2 separate regions of the Mus musculus genome follow, and region 2 is linked to region 1. The links are chromatin contacts, found by Hi-C or POLR2A ChIA-PET in ENCODE. All regions are on one chromosome and are shown on one strand. The core of a region is the stretch at or near the end of the contact, and the rest is flanking DNA. Distances in the headings are between cores, read along the strand shown.

The links. Hi-C counts contacts between places; a loop is a spot of excess contacts on that map. ChIA-PET counts read pairs that join two places held with the same protein, here RNA polymerase II (POLR2A).
Region 2: a loop to region 1 is called in a map of heart, with 5 times the contacts of the local background. The contact joins the enhancer-like site here to the promoter of Sh2d4b in region 1. A Hi-C loop is called at or near these places in 1 of 37 maps with a recorded cell type or tissue (heart). POLR2A ChIA-PET finds 5 or more read pairs at or near these places in 4 of 5 experiments (Patski and embryonic stem cell).

Annotation. Positions count from the first base shown.
Region 1 is chr14:40,891,933-40,897,667 of GRCm38, reverse strand. Sh2d4b (SH2 domain containing 4B) reads left to right here and starts at 4,354. Exons shown (of 8, transcript NM_177816.4): 1 at 4,354-4,886. The coding sequence starts at 4,703.
Region 2 is chr14:40,941,641-40,947,028 of GRCm38, reverse strand. The region is part of intron 1 of Tspan14 (tetraspanin 14); the gene reads left to right. Among named protein-coding and RNA genes, the nearest start is that of Tspan14, 23 kb to the left of the region's middle. Within about 2 kb of position 3,634, at least 1 of the 3 ENCODE cell types and tissues checked has a DNase peak (open chromatin) inside an H3K27ac peak, as active enhancers do.

The DNA.
Region 1 (5,735 bases), core at 3,105-5,604:
TGTTTACAAAGCAAACACTTTACTGACTGTTGCGTCTCTCCAGGCCAATAATGGGTCATGCTTGTGTTGGAATTGCTGCTCAATAACTGACAGACCATACCAGGCCAATGTAGTTTCATGTGGCAGAGGTTGATTGTGGGGGCAGAGGCAAAGAGGGAGTGACAGAGACAAAGGGAAAAAGAGAAGAAAGAGGAGCGAAGGTCAGGAAGGCTCTGCCTTTTATTTAGCCTGTGACAGAAGTGCTCACAGATAAAGGTGGGAAGTGGACTCTGGAAATGCATGCAATTGCCGTGGCAATAGAGGCACAGGTCCCGATCGCCAGTGGGTGACGTCACTGGGTTTGGAGCCAATCTGCAAAGCGGGTTCAATGCTGATGATGAATGTGGTACATACCTAGGCACCCTTAAATGTAGCTAGATATCCTATCGTCGAAGATGTCCACTTTGCTTATCCACCCCTACAGGTTAAAGTTGTTCCCAGGGTTTTGTGTTTTATGCATGGTTCCTATGTAGGAAGGATCTTCTTTTCTCGGAGGATATTCTAAGTATTGATTGCACATATACAGGTGTAGGAACATTGAAGATTTTCCTGCCTCCCCCCAGTGGAGACAAGGTCTTTTATATAACCTAGACTGGACTAAGCTTTTGGTCCTCCACTTCGGCCTCCCGAGTGCTGGGATTATAGTCATGCGCCCTGTTGCCTGGTCAGGTTTCTTATGTTTGTTACTGTTACTATGCTTAGTAGCGGTGGGATAGAAATTGCTGTTGTCTTTCACAGAGCTCTGGGTCTGTACAAGTAAGATCTTGAAAGCAGCTTCCTCAGTGCCATTGTTCCAGGGCCGGTGGGAAGTAAGTAAGCAGGACTGTCCTGCCACTGGCCTTTCAGTGGTTGTTCACATGGGCTTGCCTGTGGCCAGGATGGTGGAGTCCTCTAGCCCTCACTGCCTTGTTGGGGACATATGTTCAGGGATGACTGAGAAGCCAAGGCAAGTAGTTTCTGGCAGGGCCATTCATCCGTCTTCCCTTGACTACAGGGTCCAAGTAACCAGCAACTGAACGCCACAGCATTTGCTCAAACTCTGCTCAATTCAACCTGGGAAGTTCTTTCCTCATCTCCCCGCCTCCTTGTTTTGAGTCAGGGTCTCATGTAGTCCAGGCCATTCTCAAACCTGACAAAAGCTAACTCTGACTCTGAACTCTTGGTTTTCCCACCATCGCTGCTCACGTTCTGAGATTAAAAGTGCGCAACACACCATTCCTACTTTACATGATACTGAGTATCAAGCCCAGGATTTTGTGTGTGTTTAAAAAATGACAACAGAAGTGCCTCCCCAGCCTTTCCTTCTTTTCTATGGATGTTTATCCAGGACTACTCAGCAGTGTTCCTTCTACACCGTGAAGCAGACGAAAACACCTGCTGGTGGTTGCTTATTATCTAGCAGGGAGACAGACAAAAATACAGCAACAAATCAATAAGTAAAGTAGTGGTTTACAAAGTTCAATGCTAAGGAAAAACACAGAGCAGAGGAAGCGAGTGGGGAGAGCCGTGAGTGCAGGGTAATGAACAAACTGAGCTGGTCTGAGAACGTAGATCCATACAAGAGCCCATACACGTAAAGACCTGGGTTTGAGTTCCAGCATGGCGAAAGAACAGGATTCATATGAACCAAGACTCGGATTCGCTAAGGAGCCAAGTGGGTCCCAGGCAGACTGATAAGCCAATATTGAGGTGCTAGGGATGTGGTGTTTGATGTGTGCACTGAGTAGTCAGGTAGTGATCGGCCCAGGGTGAGGCCAGCAGGCTGCAGTCAGTGAGACTGGTGGGAGGGGCCATCCGTGCAGATCACTGGGGATTTTGAGAACCCTGTGAGGACCCGGGTTTAGACTTTAGTAACTGGGGTTTGCTCAGGAAAATAGCATGCATTGACTTGTTTTAAAAGCAGAGTTGGAGATGTGCTTAAGCCCCGACACAAGTCTCATAAAACTGAGTGTGGTGGCACATGCCAGTAAATTCAATCCTTGGAAAGGGTCAGATGTTCAGGGACCCCAGCTACACAGCTAGTTCTAGGCCAGTATGAGGTACGTACATCTAAGGGGGTATGGAGGGGCATATCCCTGCAACCTCCTTCCAGTGCCTTCTCTTTAACACTTCCTCTCAGAAACTCTCAAAGCTTTTCTCCTGCTCAGGAACCCAGGTGCCCTCCTGACTTCCCCAGGGTAGGGAAGCCTGGCTTTGCCTTCAGGGATCTTTCTAGTAGTGTTCCTCATGTAGGCTGAATTCCAGGTGTGGTGTTTGTAGAGCACATTTTAGGAATTTGAAATACATTTGACTTTAATCATATGTGTTATATAAGACCATCTAACTTACTGTATAGCAGTCAATCCCCTATTTTCTAAGAAGAAACCAATTATGTGTGTAATTTTCTGTATGCTTCTCTTTGTTTACACAGAAATAATCAAACATAATTTCTCTCATCATTTCTGCCCTCTCCCAAGTCTACTTCCCAGGGGTCCAAACACATTTTTAAAACAAATCACACTATGGACATATCCCTCGTTTTTTGCCTTTCCACTCTTACTGCCCTGGGTGTTTTCCCCTCCTCCAAACAACTGATGTCATCATCGTTCTTCGTGACAAGAATAATGTTTCCCAGCTTAGGGACATCCAGGTGGTTTCCAGAAACTTGCACAACAGACTTGTCCGGCAAGAAACGGCGTCAGTTTGCAACAGGGACCACTTCGGCCAATGAAAAATAAAACCAAAATATAACCTGTCTGAAGATGCTGCTGCGTTCCAGTCCGGCTGCACCTGGCGTGCAGTGCTAGGGTTGTGGTCCAGTTCGGTCGGCAGGGGGCGCGCCAAGCCAGACGCAGCTTCCAGGAACACGTGGATAAGAGCACTCAAGGAGCCCAGAGTGGCGGAACCGCCCCCTTAGTGTTCCAGAAATCTGACACAGCCCGTGGCTGGGTCAGGTTCACGTATTTGGTATCAATTGGCCTCCTGCCCCACTGACCTGGGATTGCTAGGGAGCGCTCCTCCCCCGCAAACAGAGCCTCAGTAGCACTAATGGAGTAATTTCTCCTATTCGTTTACAAATCCCAGGACGCCACTGCTTTCAAAGGCCTGGAACCATTCCTCTGCTTTTAATAGTGTTTTCTCTGCCTTCTATCCTGTTCTTTTAAGAATCTGGGGACACAGAGGCTAGATGTCCTTCCTGCCTTTGGTTCACCAGTGTCCCAATTTGCTTCCCTATTGCCTGGGATAAAACGCCGACCAAAACCGGCTTGAGAGAGGAAAAGGGACTGGCCTGAGAGGAGGGTGTCTGGCTGCCACATTCGTTTTTGACCCTGTGGGCTTAACTGGAGAGACTCCGCTTGGTTCTGCTTACTTTTGTGTCAGTCTTGCAGAGAGAGACAGATTCAGACTCCGGGTCTCTACCATTTCTCTTGGTTTCCGGATCCCTCTTCCATCCCTAGGGAAGTGGAGAAACTGATACCACCAATCCAACCTGCTCACAGTGCCAGATCTTGCCTGTTTTCTCCGGATAGGGTTGCAGCTTTAAACTACGAAGAGGATGTCAAATTTGAAATCTGGGTGGAGCGCTGCTGCGGCAGCCTACTGGCTGCATAGCCCGAGGCATGCACTACCTTCCTGGGCTTTCCTGTCTGGATAAAAGGACACCTATGAACAGCTCTGCAAGCAAGCTTATTAGAAAGGGAGCCTCGGGTCTCAGCAAGAGCAGCTCCTACCCACCTCAAAGCAGAAGCCTGGACATTTGTATTAAAGCAGACTAGCAAGGACTTGGACAACAAAGATATCAACAACAACCTCCCAAATGGCCCACTGGGGAGGCCTGTCTTTAAGCACATGCAGAGTTTAAAAGTCTGCTCTAGGGAAAGGAAATGATGTCATCTTTATGGTCATGAGCACTGTGGTAAGGTAATAACCCCTACATTTCTTCTACTGATTCCATTTTGTTCGCCAGTTTGAATCCAAAACAGATAGGAGGGAAGGCATTTCCTCCCCAAGGCACTTTAAGAAGTAATAACATTATCTTCCAGGTGCCCTGAAATGAGGAAGGTTGCTCATGGTGAAGCAGATACAGTTGTGGCACCTGGGGTCCCAGAAGCTTTTGAAAGTTGCATAGGCCTCTGACATTGGCTCAAAAGACATGGAATTAGTAGGCAAACAACTTCTTCCCCACCCCCTCTTATCTGCAGGGGAGGGATCAGTTCTCAGCTGGCCGGGCCAGTGTCACTGATACAGCTGGTGTCATTGTTACCTTCCACTAACAGATCACTCGACACCTCCCGACCCAGGTGGATTTGGGTCTGAGCAGATGTTTGGAGCCTTATTGTTGTAGAAACCCCAGGTGAAGCCACAACACTGCTGAAATGTGGTAATTTAATGATAAGTGATCTTAATAGGAAGCCAGGACTAGACAGCTCTCTGCCTCTGCTACCTCTCAGAGCCCCTTGGTTCTTGCTGCTTGGGTGAATAATGCTGTCCTGGCCGATATGAATCCATCATTGGCTGGGAGCTGAGACAGGACAAAGATGCTGTCCAAGGAGAGGTCATCTGGAGTGACTCCAAAGTGAGGAGCTAGGGCAGAATTGGCTCAAGGCGCTGGCCTGGCCCAGGGATCTTGTGTAGCCTTGGAGTTCTGACTGGCTGCACTCCGGTGTGCGTCCCCCACAGCATCATGCTGCAGCAGATCCTGCAGGACATGTACATCGACCCGGAGCTGTTGGCCGAGCTCAGCGATGTGCAGAAGCACATCCTCTTCTATAAGATGCGAGAGGAGCAGCTGCGGCGATGGAGGGAACGGGAGGCGTGGGATGCCCTGGCTCAGGCAGAGGGCCTGAGGCCCGCAAAGGTCAAGAGAGGTATGTGGCTTGGGGGTGGGGGTGGGGGGCGGGTCACCAAATCTTAACTAATAATGAGAAAGTTAACGAGTCAAGGCTGGGTTCTCCTTTCGTATGGGCACTAGTGTGATAAAGACTGGGGATTTGGAAGCCTTGTGCTGGGGCCTTTAGTCCCACTAGCTTGGGTTTCCAACCAGGATTATAGAAGAATGTGGCAGGGACTATGCAGGACTCAGATGGGCTGGGGAAGTGTAGACTTCCTCACTTCAAAGAAGGCGCTGTGGAATCTGATGCTTGACAATTGCATGGTGCATAACAGAGACCATTGTCTTCTTTCTTTTTCTGATTCTGGGAATTGAGTCTGAGGCTTTGTGTACTCTACTAGTAAGGTATATGCCCAGACCAAGGGCATATTCTCTACCCTTGAAAGACCCACAAAGTGAGGACTCTCCCACGTTCTGACTCAGGAGAGGCGACACCCCAAAATCCCCCACAAGAAACGGTCTTGTTGCAAACTGCAAGAGGATTTTTATTCAAGAGCGCTCTCCGGCCCACAGTCATACACCACGCAGGGGTAGAGGACCACGGCGGCCCGAGTAGCTGGGTAAGGGGGTATTTAAAGGAAGAAACCACAACTCAAGGAAGTGGGGAGGGCGTTGTTGGAAGATACCAAAGATACCAGTTAAGAGTCACAAGGAATACCTGGTAATTGTTAACTCTCAAGACAGCTTCTAAGAGCCCCTAACTATAGCACATTTGCATTGCAGGTTCTGGTAATGGTCAGGGTGACTTTCTTTGAATGAGCACTCTTTGAACCCAGGAAGTGGGTGGGTGGAGGAATGTCGCTATCTGTTTTATGATTAGCATACC
Region 2 (5,388 bases), core at 2,385-4,884, 50 kb before region 1:
AAAGAGACGTATAGCTGTTTTTTGTTTGTTTGCTTGTTTTGTTGTTTTTGTTTTTAAGGAGCACATATAATCATGCTTCTCCTTCAATGGCATGAGTGCAGGTTTTGACATCAGCTAATATGAAGTGAGAATTAATGTGTTCAGAAAGACCGTCTCCCATGACAACAACTGTATTTGTATGTATTCTAACCACAAAATAAAAATAAAAAAATATATTTGAAAATAGCACTTAAAAAAAAAAGCAGGCTTGCCAGGGATATCAACTAAAAACATGGCATAAACAAGTTACAACGAGACTTAGCACGTACCCTCCTAAGCAAGTCTGGACAAGGCAACACAGTAGGAGGAAAAGGGTCCCAAAAGCAGCAAAAGAGAGACAGCCCCAACTCCCACTGTTAGGAATCCCACAAAACCACCAAGCTATACAACTATAACAGATAGTTATTACCATATAGTAGAGGACCAACATCAGGCATATACAGGCTGCCTGATTGTTGGCTCAGTCTCTGTGACTTCCTATGAGCCCTGGTTAGTTGATTCCCATGTTAGTTAGCCCATGTTCTTGTGGTGTCCTTGAAACCTCTGGCTCCTACAGTCCTCCCCCTTCTTCTGAAGGATTCCCCCAGCTGAGCCTGATGTTTGGCTGTGGGTCCTGCATCTGCTCTATCAGTTGCTGGATGAAGCCTTTGATGATGACTGTGCTAGGCTCCAGTCTATAAGTATAGCAGAATATCATTAGGAACCATTCCATTGACTCTTTTTATTCCCCAGTCATGTTTGGTTCCATCCTAGATCTCTGGGCTATCCAGCCAGCCTCCGGTTCCTGGTCAGTGTTAGGCATGGACTACCTCTGGTTACATGGGTCTCAAGTTGGACCAGTCATTTGTTGGCCACTCCTACAAGTTCTGTGCCACTTTTACTGCAGCACATTTTTCAGGCCTGACAAATTGTAGGTCAAGGGTTTTGTGGCTGGGTTTGTGTCCCAGTCCCTTCACTGGAAGTCTTGCCTGGTCACAGAAGATGGCCAGTTCAGACCCCATGTCCCACATCACTAGGAGTCTTCTTCACTAAGGTCACTGTTTTAGATTCCAGGATGTTTCCATTGCTCTAGGTTTCTATTTCACCCCCTAAAATGCCCCAATTCCAGTGGTCTCTCCCGGTACTCCCCACCACCTGAATCCCCTGTCCTATCTCCACCTGCCTTGAGTCCACCCATGAATTCTATTTTATTTCCCCTTCCCAGGGAGGTCCATGCATCCATCTATCCCCCTGTCCCACTTGGGCCTTTCTTGTTACTTAATCCCTGGGTCTGTAGATTGTAGTATGGTTATCCTTTACAGCTAGTATCCACTTATAAGAGACTGCATACATGTCTGTCCATTTGCTAACAAAGTTCATGATGATACTCCATTGTGTAAATGTACCACATTTTCTTTATCCAATCTTTGGTTGAGGGACATCTATGGTGTTTCCAGGTTCTGGCTATTATGAGGAAAGCTTCTATGAACGGAGCTGAACAACAAAATGCCTGGAGTAACTTAGTTGGGTCTTGAGGTAGATCAGTTCCCAACTTTCTGAGACACTGCCATTTTGATTTCCAAAGTGGTTATAAAAGTTTGTACCTCCACCAGCAATGGAGGAGTGTTCACCTTGTTCCACATCCTCACCAGGTTAGCTGTCACTTGTGTTTTTGATCTTAGCCATTCTGTCAGGTACAAGATTCTCAAAGTTGTTTTGATCTGCATTTCCCTGACTGCTAAGGATATTGAACCTTTTCTTTAGGTGTTTCATGGCCATTTGGAATCCTTTGTTGAGAAGCCTCTGTTTAGATCTGTACCCGGTATGTTGATGTCTGGTTTGTTGAATTCTTTCTATATTTTGGATATTAGCCCTCTGTCGAGTGTAGGGTTAGTGAAGAGCTTTTTCCATTCTGTAGGCTACCCTTTTTGTCCTATTCACAGTGTCCTTCGCTTTACAGAAGCTTTTCAGTTTCATGAGGTCCCACTTATTAATTGTCTTAGTGCCTGAGCTGTTGGTGATATGTTCAGGAAGTTGTCTCCTGTGCCAATCCATTCAAGGCTGTTCTCTGAGTTTTGTGCAGGGTGATAGGTAGGGACTGTTTGTATTCTACATACACACATCTAGGTAGATTAGCACCATTTGTTGAACATGTTTTCTTTTTCCCATTGTATAATTTTGGCTTCTTTGTCAAAAATCAGGTGTTCATAGGTGTGTAGATTTACGTCTGGGTCTTTGATTTGATTTCATTGATTAACCTGTCTATGTTTATGCCAATACCATGCAGTTTTAATTATGGTTGCTTTGTAGTCCAGCTTGAAATCCAGAATGGTGATACCTCCAGAAGTTCTTTTATTGTATAGGATTGTTTTAGCTATCCTGGAGATTTATTTTATTTTATTTTTTAGGTCTATAAAGAGTTGTGGGGTTTTATTGTTGTTTTGTTTTATTTTGTTTTGTTTGTTTTTTGAGACAGGGTTTCTTTGTGTAGCCCTGGCTACCCTGGAACTCTCTCTATAGGCCAGGCTGGCCTCAAACTCAGAGATCTGGCTGCCTCTGCCTTCCAAATGCTATGCTGGGGTTAAAGAAGAGTGCCACTGGCATCTGGCTCTGTGTTGGAATTTCGATTCGAATTGCATTGAATTTGTAAATTGCTTTGTGTAAAATGGCTATTTTTACTATGTTAATCCTACTGTTCCATGACCATGGGAGATCTTTCCATCCTCTGATATGTTTTTCAATTATTTTCTTTAAGACTTGAAGTTATTGTTATACAGGCTTTTCATTTGCTTGGTTACAGTTACATACACTAAGATACTTTATATTATTATTTGTGGCTATTGTGAAGGAGGATGTTTCTCTGACTTCTTTCTCAGCCCTTATCATTTGTATATAGGAAGGCTACTAATTTTTTTAGGGGTGGGGTGGGGAGGGATGGGTTAACCTTTTATCTAGACACTTCAATTAGCTTCTACCTAAAAGCTAATCTTTAGGCTGGGTGTGGTTTCCACCTTTAATCTCAGTACTGGGGAAGCAGAGGCAGGTGGCAAATTCAAGCCAGCCAGGATGACATGGTAAGTTCCTGTCAACAACAGCAGCAGCAGCAGCAATAACGATAATAGTAAAGTAATAAATAATCCAGTGTTTTTTGTTTTTTTTTTTATTTCCCCTTTGGTATTTCGAGACAGGGTTTTTCTCTGTGTAGCCCTGGCTGTCCTGGAACTCACTCTGTAGACCAGGCTGGCCTCGAACTCAGAAATCTGCCTGCCTCTGCCTCAAGTGCAGGGATTAAAGGCGTGTGCCACCACTGCCTGGCAATAATCCAGTCTTTCTTCTGAGCTGATAGCTTTTGCCTGTAGCCTTTCACTGGCCTCATTGATGCTTTAAACCCACATATATTTCATTTGATGTCTTACGGTCTCTGCAGAAGCTCAGTTGGTTTTTTTGGGTGGGTCTCTGAATATATAGTTATATAGCATTGGCAGCTCTGTGCTCTTTTCCCGAAGCTTCGGTGGGGAGATTCACCTTGAGGCTCATCCAGGCTGTCACAGAATCTTCTCTTTGCTGCTTTGGGACACTGATCCATGTTTTGCTGTTGACTGTAAGCTAGGCTTGTGCACATCCATAACTCCTATATTCTCTGTCACAGGTGTCTCTGCTACCTTGGGCCAGCAACAGTGCTGGTTATGTTAGGAGTCTCTGAATTCTCTTTTTGCCCTCAGCTTGGAAGGAGCTTTGTTTTTAAGGGCTTATGTAATTCTGTAGTCATGGATTCAACCAACCACAGATTGAAAATATCCAGGAAACAAGTTGTGTCTGTCTGCACACATATATTTTTCCTTGCCATCATTTCTTAAACAATATACTAAGCAACAATTTGCAGAGTATTTATAGTATGTAAGGCATTATAAGTGGTCTAGAGATGATTTAAATTTTGAGAAGATGTGCATAAGCTACTGAGTAAAGAGTACCTTTTTTTTTTAAGATTTATTTATTTATTATATGTAAGTACACTGTAGCTGTCCTCAGACACTCCAGAAAAGGGAGTCAGATCTCGTTACGGATGACCGTGAGCCACCATATGGTTGCTGGGATTTGAACTCTGGACCTCCGGAAGAGCAGTCGGGTGCTCTTACCCACTGAGCCATCTCACCAGCCCCAGAGTACCTTTTTAAAACCACATTTTATTTATTTGTGCACTTTTGTGCATGGATATATATGTATATTTATTATAGCTGTCTTGTCTGTGTGGGTGCTTGTCAAAGGACAACTTGCAGGAGTCAGTTCTTTCCTTCCACTGTGGGGATTCCAGAGCTAGGACTCTGTCATTAGGTTTGGTAGCAGGTGCCTTTACCTGCTGAGCCATCTGGCTGGCTCTACACGGTTTTGAGAGGACCTGGCCAGGCTTTGGCTTCCTTGCCATCCCTACAGAAGTCCAGAGACAGTTCTGCACCGAACCATTTTAAGACCAGTTGAGGAGTAGCCTGAATTACAAAATTTCTTTTGCTCTTCATGTGGTATTACATTATATATATAAAAAACACACCAATGAAAACTACTTCCTAGGAGTGTACTGGATGAGCATGTGAATTGAGCAAACATACATAGTGTTACTTTCTCTTAAAACCCATTATGAGTGAAGGGGAATTTAGAAAAGGAGTCAGTGTACCTGTTTGGCATTAATGGAGGGCTGGGTAATAGGAACAAAAAAAAAATGTATTATTCGTAAATAAGTTGTGAGTGGTCCAGTTTAAAGTATAAGAATTGATGGTGGCAGGTGATTCTGGGGAGAGGAGAAGGTCACCTCTATGAAATCCTCAGACCAAAATAAAAAGAGGGTGGGAGGGGAAGAGTGGGATGAGGTTTTCCTAGACTTCTTCCCCTCTTCTTTCTGTGGACTGTCCATCTCCCTCTGTTGCTACAGTAGGATGACCTGAGTCTAGGAGACCCAGGTATTCTTGGGAATTAGTGGTGAAACCACATTTTTTCAGTTTTCCAGGCTATTTCCCTGCCCCCTGCCCTCAAAACACTGGTGGGTTGGCACAGGGAGGGAGACGTAACTAAATGGATACAAACAAAAACTAAACAGACAACAATTAGAAATCCTGAAATGTTGGGAGCATGGATTTAGCAAGTGGCTCAGCCAGTTTATCCTGGACAGATACATCCTGCTTAAAGACACAGTTTCCAAACATTTTATTTGTTCTTAATTAAGAATTACTGAGCATATGGAAAGTACCTACCATGAATGACAGCAAAACAATACAAAACAAAACAAAAGAAAAAAATCTTGAGGCAGCCTATTAAGATAAGAGAGTTTTGAGAAAAACTATTCAGACATTTTGCTTAGATTAAGAGAACTGCAGCAGT